Linked DNA regions of Homo sapiens: region 2 is linked to region 1. Evidence: chromatin contacts called from ENCODE Hi-C or POLR2A ChIA-PET data. All regions are on one chromosome and are shown on one strand. The core of a region is the stretch at or near the end of the contact, and the rest is flanking DNA. Distances in the headings are between cores, read along the strand shown. Region 1 overlaps PRKCE (protein kinase C epsilon). Region 2 overlaps LOC101926974 (a long non-coding RNA gene).

Evidence for each region. Hi-C counts contacts between places; a loop is a spot of excess contacts on that map. ChIA-PET counts read pairs that join two places held with the same protein, here RNA polymerase II (POLR2A). Pooled maps may share reads with other maps.
Region 2: a map of endothelial cell of umbilical vein shows a loop between it and region 1 (6-fold over the local background). The contact joins two enhancer-like sites. A Hi-C loop is called at or near these places in 2 of 168 maps with a recorded cell type or tissue (endothelial cell of umbilical vein and heart left ventricle) and 2 of 50 pooled maps. POLR2A ChIA-PET finds 5 or more read pairs at or near these places in 3 of 52 experiments (PC-9, activated B cell and activated T-cell).

The regions. Positions count from the first base shown.
Region 1 is chr2:46,012,459-46,018,502 of GRCh38, forward strand. All of the region lies in intron 10 of PRKCE (protein kinase C epsilon), which reads left to right. Among named protein-coding and RNA genes, the nearest start is that of EPAS1, 280 kb to the right of the region's middle. RefSeq lists an enhancer at 2,755-3,393. Within about 2 kb of position 2,978, at least 3 of the 41 ENCODE cell types and tissues checked have a DNase peak (open chromatin) inside an H3K27ac peak, as active enhancers do; they include endothelial cell of umbilical vein, where a contact is called at or near this core.
Region 2 is chr2:46,272,527-46,278,570 of GRCh38, forward strand. The region is part of intron 2 of LOC101926974 (a long non-coding RNA gene); the gene reads left to right. Among named protein-coding and RNA genes, the nearest start is that of EPAS1, 22 kb to the right of the region's middle. Within about 2 kb of position 3,590, at least 16 of the 41 ENCODE cell types and tissues checked have a DNase peak (open chromatin) inside an H3K27ac peak, as active enhancers do; they include endothelial cell of umbilical vein, where a contact is called at or near this core.

The DNA.
Region 1 (6,044 bases), core at 1,728-4,227:
TGATTCACATTGCTAGTTTCTTGTGCCTGATCCAGCACAGGGTCCCTTCTGTTGGAGGAACCCTCCCACTTCCCCCTGTCCCCAGCAGGTAGCCCTCCCTCTCACTATCTGAGGTGGCTTTCCAGGCAGGGAGCCACTCTGGCAAGTTTTCTTTACACCATTATCAAGAAGCCCAACATCCTAGGAGGGGTCCAGTTTAGTTGTGAGGGCTCTATGGAGCCCCTGTACGTGGTGGATCATGGGAAGCCACGTTGAAGGTCAGCTTGGTGAATGAGTGAGGGAGTGGGAATGGATGTCTTCAATGTCAGCAGTGTTCTCCTTTGTGCGTTGTAGAATAACAAGGCTAAGGATTCCTCATCATATGGCAGCTTTTGGAGCACAAAATGGTGTTGAATAACACCAGGGATTTCTTTTATGGCAGAACAGTGATCAAGCTAACATGGATGTTGTCATGGATGGCTGTAGGGTGAGGATGGGCAGAGAAGGAGCTTCCTCTGTAGTTCAGATATTTACTATCTTTTCTCAGGCCACTGTCAGGCAGCCACAGTCACAGGAGCAGCTTTGCACCAACTCTCTCATGCCACCTCAGTTTCATAGAATACTTAGCTTTATGTAACAGATGCATATTCACTGAATTTTTCTAAACTGAATCATATTTTAACCTCATAGAAGGATCTTAACTTACTTATGAAAGGAACCTGATGAAGAATCAGCTTATAAACCTTCAACTTAACTTTTTAAAAATGTGACTTTCCCTATGACAAACCAACAGTTTATCATAGTTTTAAAGAGTAGCTATTATTCACCTGACTCTGAGGTAGATGCTGGGGTTATTAACCAAAGGAAGACAGTTCTCACGTGGAAGGATTCACTGATAATAGATTGGGAGGTTATTCTAAATTCCACAAGCTAAGAGGGAGTAGCAAACAGCATTGAATAGTTATGTTCTAGATGGGAGTATTCAAACCAAGAAGACTCAGGGGAGGGGGTCTTCCCTACGATCTAGTGGAAGAAGTGCGATCAAGCCAGGCTTTGAAAGGTAGAGAGGATTTGGACAGGATTTGGGAATAGCAGCTGGGTTTGGTAGCCACAGAATTCAGTCTTGATTGAGTTTCACTTTTCCTGAAAACAAAGGACAGTTCCTCTGAGCCACCTTAAACCTGGTTTCCACTAAGACTCTGATACAACATTCAGGAACACAAAGACCCGATTGCAATCCTATTAAGATTTCTTTCATGCTTGTTTAATTATGACATACAGAACAGCAATAATATTAAGTCGAGTTTAATTATTTTTAGGTGAGCCTTTATTTTTCAATATATCGGAAAAAAATGGTCCTTTTGGAAACATTCCTTTGAGAACTTCTTCTGAGAGATTAGACATTGCTTCAGACTGCACACTACATACAAGTTGCCTGGAAAGACTCAGAAGTGTGTAAAGTGATGTCACCATATCTAATACGGTGACCAATGGCAATGGTCATATGAACCCATTGGCATCAGTCATGATGACATAGTCAGGTTCAGGTCTGGTCAGTGCAGCCCAGTGAAGGGCCAACTTACAGCTGAAGAGAGATTTGGGCTTTTCTTTACTGAGCCCGCCTACCCTTGGCTCATGTGCTCCATCCGCTCCATGGGATCTAGAAAGGCAAAAAGCAAATAAAATGGCTCCAGCTTTCCAGGGCTAGTGAGAAAAAGCAGACAGAACAACAAATTAAGCCAGTGGTTTTAATTTCAGTCAAATTCAAACCAGTGTGTCTTTGGGATGCAAGAGTAACCTGAACCATGTAGGGAATTCTACCAAACTTGATTTAATTTACTGTCAAAATATAAAGTACAGAAAGAGGAATAAAGAACTTCTAATTCCAGTCAAGATCAAGTAGCCACATTCGTCCCAGGTCCTCCCTCTTACAACTAAAAATCCCTGGACATAATTCTTATTTTATAAAGGTAGGGTGCTTATCAGCTTATCAAAATTGGCATAGTCACAAAAAACTGTATCTGTTGATGTGAATGAAAGACCAAAATTTTTATATTTAAAAATTCTAGAAGACTTTTAAGTGGGTAACATTGTCAGTAGTGTTTAATATTTTCTTGCATATGAGAAAAAAAATTTTTTATACATCCACAGTTGTTTCTTGCTATAAAAAAATTATGGCCTATAATTGTTTCAATTACAAGTCTTTATTGTTAAGCATCTATGTGCTAGACACTGTGCTAGATTCTAGGGCTACAAAGCTAAAAGATACCAACTCTGAACTCATGCCAATTACTGCCTAGTAGAGAGATAGACATGCAAGGAGGCAGTCAGGAAGGTTTCCTGATGGAGGTAGAACCTACCCTGGACCTGGAAGCATGGGTGGCATTTGCAAGAGGGTAGGGGTAAAGACATGGCTGCTGAAACCTAGAAATTATTTCCAAATCTCATTTGTATTATTTTTCCAATGCTTGAACTCCCAACCAATGCTATCTCCTACTTCTTCCAAGGAAATGATAATGGCTAAACCAGAGCAAAGAAGGAAGAGGAGAAAGGGAGGGTATTTGGAAAATAAGGAGACAGATTCCTGCATCTACAAGATCAGATGCCTATCGGTAGAGGAGGGAGGTAATGCTGTGAGCCCTCCTTATTGGACTGCTAGGCTCTAAAACTTAGGGGCTTGGTCAGGGTTTGTGGGGGAAGTGACTTTTGGAATTGCCTCTCCCAGTTCCCAGGTTCCCATTCAGGCATTGACTACAAGGGATAGGAGAACCACTGAGAGGTAGTTTTGTTTTTTTTTTCTGGAAGTTACAGGAAATGAAATTCCCAGATTTTTAGAGTCTGTGCATTTGTATTTATGACCCCCATTGTTGAAACCATTCTCTCCAACAGGATCCCACAAAACCTGTCTTGAATAATTTCATGATTTTTCCTCTTTAAAAATTTCATCTCTACACAATTCTACCCATCCCCCACCCTTTGGCATTTCCTGCCAGGCCTGGGAAGCCAAATTCTGGAGGGCTTTGCTGCAAAGGAAACAAAGGGTGAACTAGAGAATCTCCCTTAGCCAATCTCCCTTGCTGCCCTAGGGAAAATGCAGCATGGAAACATCCTTACAAAGCAACGGGAGACGTTTTTCAAATGCGTTTGAATCATCTGTGTGAGCACGGGGAGAAGTGAGAAAAGGAGTGTTAACAACGTAGGAGCAAAAGTGTCATTTCAAGGAACTCAACTCTGAAGAACAGAAACACTAAACCAAAAAAAAAAAAAAAAAAAAAACGAAGTAAAAATTAGGCCATTGGTAGATTTTGTTCTAAAGAGACAGCTATGTCAGATTAAATCTAAACGAGCTGACAGAGCCGTTGAGGATGGGTCTCTTTCCTGCTAGACCATACTGTCTACCTGAGGCACCACTACTACTCCGAAGGAGTTGGAGAGTGTGTGAGCAGGTTTGGTGAGTGCTTTTCGAGAAGAGATTGAGATGCTCAACACAATGAGTTGGTTTGTGGGTCAGGCAGCCACCTGGGAATCAATATGCTCGCCAGTAACAGATTACAAGCAGAGATAGCCTCAGTAATTTGCAATGGATTTTAGAGAAATGAGATCCGTGGTAGAGGTTACAGGCTTAGTGTTGGCAGAATCAGTTATTAATAGAATCAGACTCCAGGGAAGTCCATCTCTTTACTTCTGAAGACCATCTTTGCTTGATAGTGGGCTGGACAGCAATGCCATTTATTCTAATCAGCCAATTAACACATCTTTAGTGAGCACCTATGGTGTGCAAATCACTGCAAGATGTGACAAGACTTTTATGGCAGGACCTTTGGTCAAACTAGTTGAGGGGTAAGCTCTACTCTCTTGTGAAGGAATGCACGGGTGTATGTGTGTGGTGGCGTGTGTCTGTGTAGATGAGCTGGCGGTTCTCTGGCCGGTCAGAGAAAGATCGTCACTGGTTTCCACGATCAAGCAAGGCTTCATGGAGCAAGACAACTTCACCCAGGTCTTGAAGCATAACAGGATTCATTCTGTGTGATAAAGGAAAAGTTGTGGAGTTTGTTAATGCTCATGTGTCCCAGGGGCAGAGAAGGATGTGTTGGCTCTTAATCTAACTGCTGCAGCTTCGTGTAACCTCTTTGCATATAAGGAAACCTTACATTTGAATAGGACCTTTGCTTTTAAAAGTGCCCTGACTGGCTAGGTGCAGTGGCTCATGCCTGTAACCCCAGCACTTTGGGAGGCCGAGGCAGGTGGATCACCTGAGGTCAGGAATTCGAGACCAGCCTGACCAATTTGATGATACCCCATCTTTACTAAAAATACAAAAATTATCCGGACACGGTGGCGGGCACCTGTAATCCCAGCTACTCAGGAGGCTAAGGCAGGAGAATCGCTTGAACCCAGGAGGCAGAGGTTGCAGTGAGCCGAGATCGTCCCACTGCACTCCAGCCTGGGGCAATAGAGCTAGACTCTGTCTCAAAAAAAAAAAAAAAAAGAAAGAAAAAAGCCCTGACTTAGATCAGCCATTTTATAACTGCCTAATGATGTCTCTATGAATTCACCTACCATACTCTATGGTTATTCACTCCCCCTTTTTTTTTTCGGAATTTGTTATTGTGGTAAAATACACATAATATAAAACGTGCCATCTTAACCGTTTTTAAGTGTACAGTTCAGTGGTATTAAATGCATTCATAATGTCCATCCATCACCCCTCTCCATCTCCATGCCTCTTTTCACCTTACAACCCTGAAACTCAATACCCATTAAACAGTACCTTCCTATTCCCTCTCCCCACAGCCCTTGGCAACAGCCACTCTGTCAGTCTCAATAATCTTGACTACTCTAGGTACCTCTTATAAGTGGAATCATACAATAATGTCTTTCTGTGACTAGTATATTTCATTTAGCAGAATGTCCTCAAGGTTCATCCATGATGTAACGTATGTCATAATTTCCTTCCTTTTAAAGGCCAAATACTATTCTATCATGTGTATAATATCACATTTCACTTATCATCTATGGATGGACATTTTGACTTCCACGTTTTGGCTACTATGAATAATGCTGCTGTGAACATGGTTGTCTGAATATTTCTTTGAGGCCTTACTTTCAATTCTTTTAGCTATATACCTAGAAGTGGGATTCCTGGATCATATAGTAATTCTCTTTTTAATTTTTTGAGGAACCGCTATACTGTTTTCCATAATGACTGAACTATTTTACATTCCCATCAACAGTGCACCAGGGTTCTGATCTGATTTCTCTATTACTTTGCCCAACACTTATTTCTTTATTTGATAGTAGCCATTCTGATGGGTGTGAGGTAGTATCTCATTATAGTTTTAATGTGCATTTCCCTAGTGATTTGTGGTCACTCATTTTTACAGATAAGAAAACCAAGGCCCAGTCAAGTCTTATAATTTGTTTGCAACAGAACCCAGATTGGAATAAAGGTTTCCCAACAGTCTTTGTTGTTCACCATGTATTTCTGTCTCCTTCTCTGTCCTCCTGTCCAAATTCTCCACTTCAAATAGCCTCACCTCCAAATCCCCTCTTCCCCAATTCCTGTCACACACATGAAAAAGGGTCTGAAGGGGTGTCAGCTCAATTTTACATGAACTCAATGAGGCTGGGATTAAAAAATATTAATGTCCCTTAAGCTGGCAAGAGGAGCAGGGTTGATCAGCCTGTTTCTGGAAATGTTTCTGTTTTCTGAAAGCGTAAGAGAGAAAGGAGGAAAAAGGGGGCATGGGCACAGGAACGATCCAAAATGGGCTGGAGTAGGATGAGGCCCTCACACTTGTCTGTTTAGCCATTGCTTACTGAGCACCTGCTATGTGCCGTGCCATGGGGCATCATGGGGCGCCATGCTGCCTGCTGAGGAACACAGGTGTGGGGAAAGGTAGGTAGGAGTCCCGGCCTTGTGAACTTGAAGCCTCATGGGAGCGTAAAACTGCTGGCCTCTACAGAGGTTACAGTGAGCCGAGATCCCGCCACTGCCCTCCAGCCTGGGCCACAGAGTGAAACTCCATCTCAAAAAAAAAAATTTTTTTAAAAAAAGCCCTTCT
Region 2 (6,044 bases), core at 2,340-4,839, 260 kb after region 1:
GGGAATGGATCAGGGGCCAGTTGGGTGTGCCTCACAGCAGGTAGTTTGCACTCTAAGGTGCTCTGACAGGGGTAGGGGTAAAGGATCTACCAACTGGGGGCGCCTGTAGCTGGTTGGGGGTCTGCTGAAGCTGGTCTTCTCAAGGGCCCCCTTGGGAAGTCCCTAGTCCTCAGCAGCTCAGTCCATAACAGAGCCGACATCTTTCCCTCCATCCGCTGTTTCTATATTTCAGAACTTGGGGCCTGGCACAGTAGTTCACACCTGTAACCCCAATATTTTGGAAGACAGAGGTGGGAGGATTGTTTGAGGTCAGGAATTCAAGACCAGCCTGGGCAACATAGTGAGACCTTTGTCTCTACAAAAAAATTAAAAAATAGTCATGTATGGTTGGTGTGCACCTGTAGTCCCATCTACTCAGGAGGCTGAGGTGAGAGGATCGCTTGACCCCAGGAGATAGAGGCTGCAGTGAGCCAGGATCATGCTACTACACTCCAGCCTAGGCAACAGAGTGAGTCTGCCTCCAAAAAAAGAAAAAAACAGAATTTGGATGGGGAAAACATGATTGTTATGTTTCAACCTCCTCAGGCTCCAACAGGCCCAGAAAGAAACTTAAGAGGCATTTTTAAGAACTGTCTTGAGGCCCAGAGGCACATGGGAAGCTGGGTGCCCAGGGTCTGGAACCCTATTTTACAGAATAGCTGTCTGGGTCTCTAAATCTGTTCTTGGTTGCTTTTTCTCCTTAGGGCCTCTTGACATGTACAGACGCTTGGCTGAGTCCTGGAAGCTGCAGTGTTGACTTAGACACTGTCCTCAGCCCGGTGTAACTACACAGGGTCAAAATGAGTCAGCAGGCACCCCAGGCCCTCATTCGTTTTCCACAGTCTCCTGACGGAAATCTCTGGGCAGACGGGGAGGTATCAAGGAACCACCAGGGAGCTAGGCTGAATTCTGGGTAAGGCAGGAAGGACGATGAGGTGTCTCAGGAAGAAAGTCAGGACACCCCCAGCAGCCATTCTCCCTTTGTAATTAGAGCCCCCACCCACCCAGCTCTCTGGAGATCAGGAGTACTGGCCAACACTTCCTGTTTAGAGCAAACATTTGCTATAGCTGAACTTTGTGTCCAATCCCTGAAATGGGTACATAGGAAGGGCACCCTGAAGCTAAATAAAACATGTATCTTAGGGATCTTAGGTCAGGCTAAACTTTCAGTGTGTACTTCCTGAGCCAATTGTGGAGAATTCTTAGCTTTCCATTTCCCTGAGGAGTTAACACTTGACAACTTTCACGGAGGAGTGATTGGAAAAACATTGCTCTAAAGAAGTCTTGAAATTTCTGGGCCCAATGTGAGCCCCAAATTAAACAATTCTAGTAGGTCACTGTATCTTTAACTGGCTCATCTCTATGACCCAGATGGAGGGAGGGAGCTGCCTGCCTTGGGGACGTTCCTGCCTTACCCAGAATTCAGCCTAGCTCCCTGGTAGCTCCTTGATACCTCCCCGTCTGCCCAGAGATTTCCTTCAGGAGACTGTGGAAAATGGATGAGGGCCTGGGGTGCCTGCTGACTCATTTTGACCCTGTGTAGTTACACCGGGCTGAGGACAGTGGCTAAGTCAACACTGCAGCTTCCAGGACTCAGCCAAGCGTCTGTGCATGTCAAGAAGCCCTAAGTAACTAGCACTGGGTGATTTTACAACTTGGTTAAACGCAAGCTGTCACTTCCATGGCTAGTGGATTGATCATTTACCAATCTTTAAAGAACAGTTCTGTCAAGCAAACCTAACCAATCCTTCTCTGATGTGTCAGACATATTTCAGGATCTCTTGGGATTTCAGAGTACTCTTGGAACTATCATTCCCATTGCACAGATCTGTCCACTAAAAGAGTAGGAAGCTTATGGGAAGAGCTAGTGCATTTAGTCTAGAGAAAGGTTGACTCAGTCTACAAATACAGGAAGGGCCAGACAAATTTGGTCTCTCCCAGGGAGCAGAACCATGTCCAATACATGGAGGGAGGGAGCTGGCTGCCTTGGGGACATTCAAAGAAAGACTGTATATGCATCAGCCAGGATGCATAGAGGGAGTGTTTATGTCTCCCATGAGGGCTGGTTTCCAAGACATTCCCACCTGTTATGGACTGTATTCCCCCAAAATGTATATGTTGAAGCCGTAACCCTCAATGTGATGGTGTTAAGGAGCAGGACCTTTGGGAGGTGATGAGGTTTCGATGAGGTCATGTGGGTGGAGTGTCCATGATGAGGTTAGTGCCCTTATAAAAAGAGGATGAGATACCAGAGCTTCCCAGCCTCCAGAACTGTGAGAAATAAATGTCTTTGACTTAAACCACCGAGTCTAGGGTATTTTGTTACAGCAGCAGGACTGGCTAGGATACCACCCACGAGTCCTTAATTTCATGGAGGTTAAAGAGATGGGGCTGAGTCTACACCAACCTTATGAGATGCCCTGAACATTATAAAAAAGAAAGAAAATTTGCTCCTTTGTCTCCTCTCAAAAGCAGGCAAAAATTCCTATGGTTTGTACTTTCATTGAATTCTGGATAAACAGCAATCTGACAAATCTTCATGTGTTTTCCTGGGATCTGGAAGGTGCTACTTAGCGATGGCCTGGGGGCAGAGGTATGCTGGGCTTCACTGTATCTTATGAGTCTATGAGCATTCTCAAAAGTCCTGCACTCGGAGATTGTAGTGACAGGTAGAGACCCAAATTACCAGGAGGTGACATTGGCTGAACCACTACTGCCAGAGACCACCTCTCAAGTTTTCTTCTTTTCTGTTCATCCAACTTCTCCACCATCTAATTCATGTGGCAACAATTGAGGTCTAGGTCAGAGGCAAAAAATAAAACATGCAGGAGGCCAAGGAAGAAAGGCAGACCCTTTATGTGGGAAGAGCAAGTGGCTCTCTGCATGGTAAGCCTTGAGAGACACTTATAAAGTGCCTTTGTCCCCACTCCCACCCCATCCATGCTCCCTGACCCCTCATTCTGCAAAGCTCTGCCCCACCACACTGCCATGGTGCCTTGGTCTACTGACTAGTTATACAGCAACACCAAGGCTGGATCCAGGGTATTCATTAATTCAGCAAAGCTCCAAGTAGTCATCACAGAAAAAAATATATGAATCTTGTTGTTCTTCCTTATGTTTCCTTTATTTTTCCTTGAAGTGTTTTAAAGTTACAGAAAAGTGAAAAGAACAATATAACCAGCATCCATATTTTCACCACCTAAAACAAGCCTTCTTTCTCCCATTTGCTTCTAATCACTTTATTTTGCAATAAATAAACATTTCAGATAGAGCTAAGTGTCCTTGTATTCTTGCCCCAATCCTACTCTTACATATCTGTTTGTGTCTCTTTCTTTTTATATAAATAAATATAATGTAATTATAAAATTATGAATAGGTACTGGGACACTGGGATATTTTCAGTGCTTGGGGCCCTGTTTAGAGGGACTTTGGGGTCCAGGAGAGACCTGTCACTCAGCAATGAGGTGACCCGCTCCCTGGGCTCGTGCCCAGCAGCCAGTAGGGCCTTGTGACCTCAAGCTCTCTCTCCTCCAGGCGGGAGAAGGCCAGGCAGGCTAGGGCTGCTTCCTAGAAAGCTCCGCCCAGGCTTCCCCTGGCTGGCTGGGGGGAGGCGTTTCCGGGACGCAAGACCCCGGCAGCCTGGCAGGGCCGCCCTGCGGAGGAAGCGCTTTATTCTCCGAGTGGCACGTTCGCCCCAGGCCGTGCCAAGTGCCCCGCTGGGCGGCAGGGAGTAAGGGGAACCCGCGCCACTCTGGGGGGCCCAACTAGGCCTTGGGGTTTGCAGGGAAGCCCGAGGGCACTCATTTGTTGGTGCCCTAATGATGGTAGCATTTCTTGCACACATGCATACGTCTTACAGCTCTGTGCTGGGCACTGGAATTACAAAGACGGTTTCTTCCTTCATTCATTTGTTCCACAGATAGTCATTGAGCCTCTACCTGTGCCAGGCACAGTTGTAGGTGTAGGGGAAACAGCTGGGGAACAAAATATATAAAGGTCTTTGCTCCCCTGGAGTCACATTCCAGCAGACACAATGAGTAATAGACATAAGAAGTGAGCATATTCTACTGTAGATGTTAAGTGCTATGGAAAGAAAAAAAGAAAGAGGACAGCAGGGTCGGGGAAATTAATAATAGAGGGGGGAGTGGGGAGAGAGTTGCCAAATTAGGTCTCTGGGGGAAGAGCATTCTAGGTAGAAGAAACAGAGCATGAAAAACCCTGATATGGGAGCCTGCCTGGTAGAATGTGATTTATGCAGAGATGGTTTCCTCCCTCAGACACTTGAGCCTCATCTGGACTCTCTAAGCTCCCCTAGAGGAAAAAATGTAAAATTTCCCTAAGGCAGGGCCCACAGTGAGTGGCCACATCTGAGCTCCAATGGCTACTATGATCTGCAGGATAAAATTTATACACCTTGGGACACCCACAGGTATCCTCATTATCTGGACCTCGTGTATCACTCCAGTTCCATTTCCCACCCGTTTCTACTTTCTCCCCTGAAGCTTGACCCGTGACTTCTGGTTCTCTAGGTGCACCATGATGCTTTATTTAGGCCTTGGCTCAGAGCATCTCCTGGAATGTAATAAATGTACTTTGCTCCTACCTGCATTTACCCGAGAAGCCCTTACTCTCCCTTTAAGACTCTGTTCAACATCACCCTCTGTGAAGACTTTTTTCATTTCCCTCTGAACATTCCAGCCCCATCCTCTGCTTGTTTGACACCTGGCACAGACCTCAACCGGCAAGTGTCTGGCTACATTGCAGCTATGCATTGACTTGTCTGTGGTCCCACTGGATGTAGTGGTTCTATCTCCCTCACCTCTGTGTCCTCAGCATCCAGCACCTGCCTCGTGCAAAGTAAGTCCTCAAGAAAGACATGCCAGGTGACTGAATGGGCAGTGCTTGGTTGCTCAGGGCCCCTGAGAGGGCCCCGGAGGCCTGCACCAGGCAGCACCTGGCCTGTCTTGAGCTATTTAACAGACTGTATTCACAGCTGTGAACTCCCGGGACAAGGATTTCCTGTGGGTGAGGGACTGGCGGGGAGAAAGGCCCTCCTTTTAACCACAGAAAATGGCAGGCTCGGGGGCATTGTTATCCAAGAGAATAGGAGGAGCCGCCCCTCTCCCTGACCCCACCCTTGCCCTGGGTGCCAGTCTGTACTGGTGCACAACTCCTGGAAACTCTGGTCAGAAATGTGCTTCCTCTCCCTCCCCCAGGGACTCTGAGCACTCCTGGGGCAGTGGCGCCTCAGCTGCTGAGATCAAGGTACACAAAGAGTGTGCTGGGCTGGTGGATTGGCCACCACTCAGCCCCCAAGGCCTGCCCAGTCTTTCCTTGAAAGTCCTTCGCCACTGGTCCTTTTCTTCCCATTCCCACCTCCACAGTCCTAATCCATGCCCCTGGCATCTCATCTGGATGGCATGAATGTCTCTGACTCACCACCTTGTCTCCAGTCCCTACCAGTTCCTACTGTCTCCTGCCAATGTTTAGAATCACCTTCAGATACCTCTTTTCAAAGTCACCTCTTTGTTTGGAAATGTGCAGCAGATGCCTCTCATTGTCCAAAGGACAAAGTCTGGACACTCAAACCTGGCATTCTTAGTCCTTTGCAAACTGACCCCAACTCTCTTGTGTGTACTTTTCCCTACTTCTCCCCTTCACCAGCCTCCTTCCAACAGTCTACACACTGTCCCTCAAATGTCCCAGCTCTGTGCTTTACCCGTCCTGAAAGCCTTTCCCAATCCTCTGTGGCAGTCCAGCCCTAACAATCCTTCTGCACTCCCAGACAGTCCTGGCTCAAGCCATGTCTGAGCTCTGTGTCCTTTGTGCATATACCTCTACAACAGTTATTTGATAACCAATTGGATGGTCAATCTTGAAAACTTTTAAGGTCCCTTCAGTCCTGCAGTTCTATGCTACCATATGTTTTTGCTGTTATTTTTCACAAGTCTGTCTTAGTTCTCCATTTACAGAGTAAGAAACCTGAGGACCAGACCTTGCCTCAT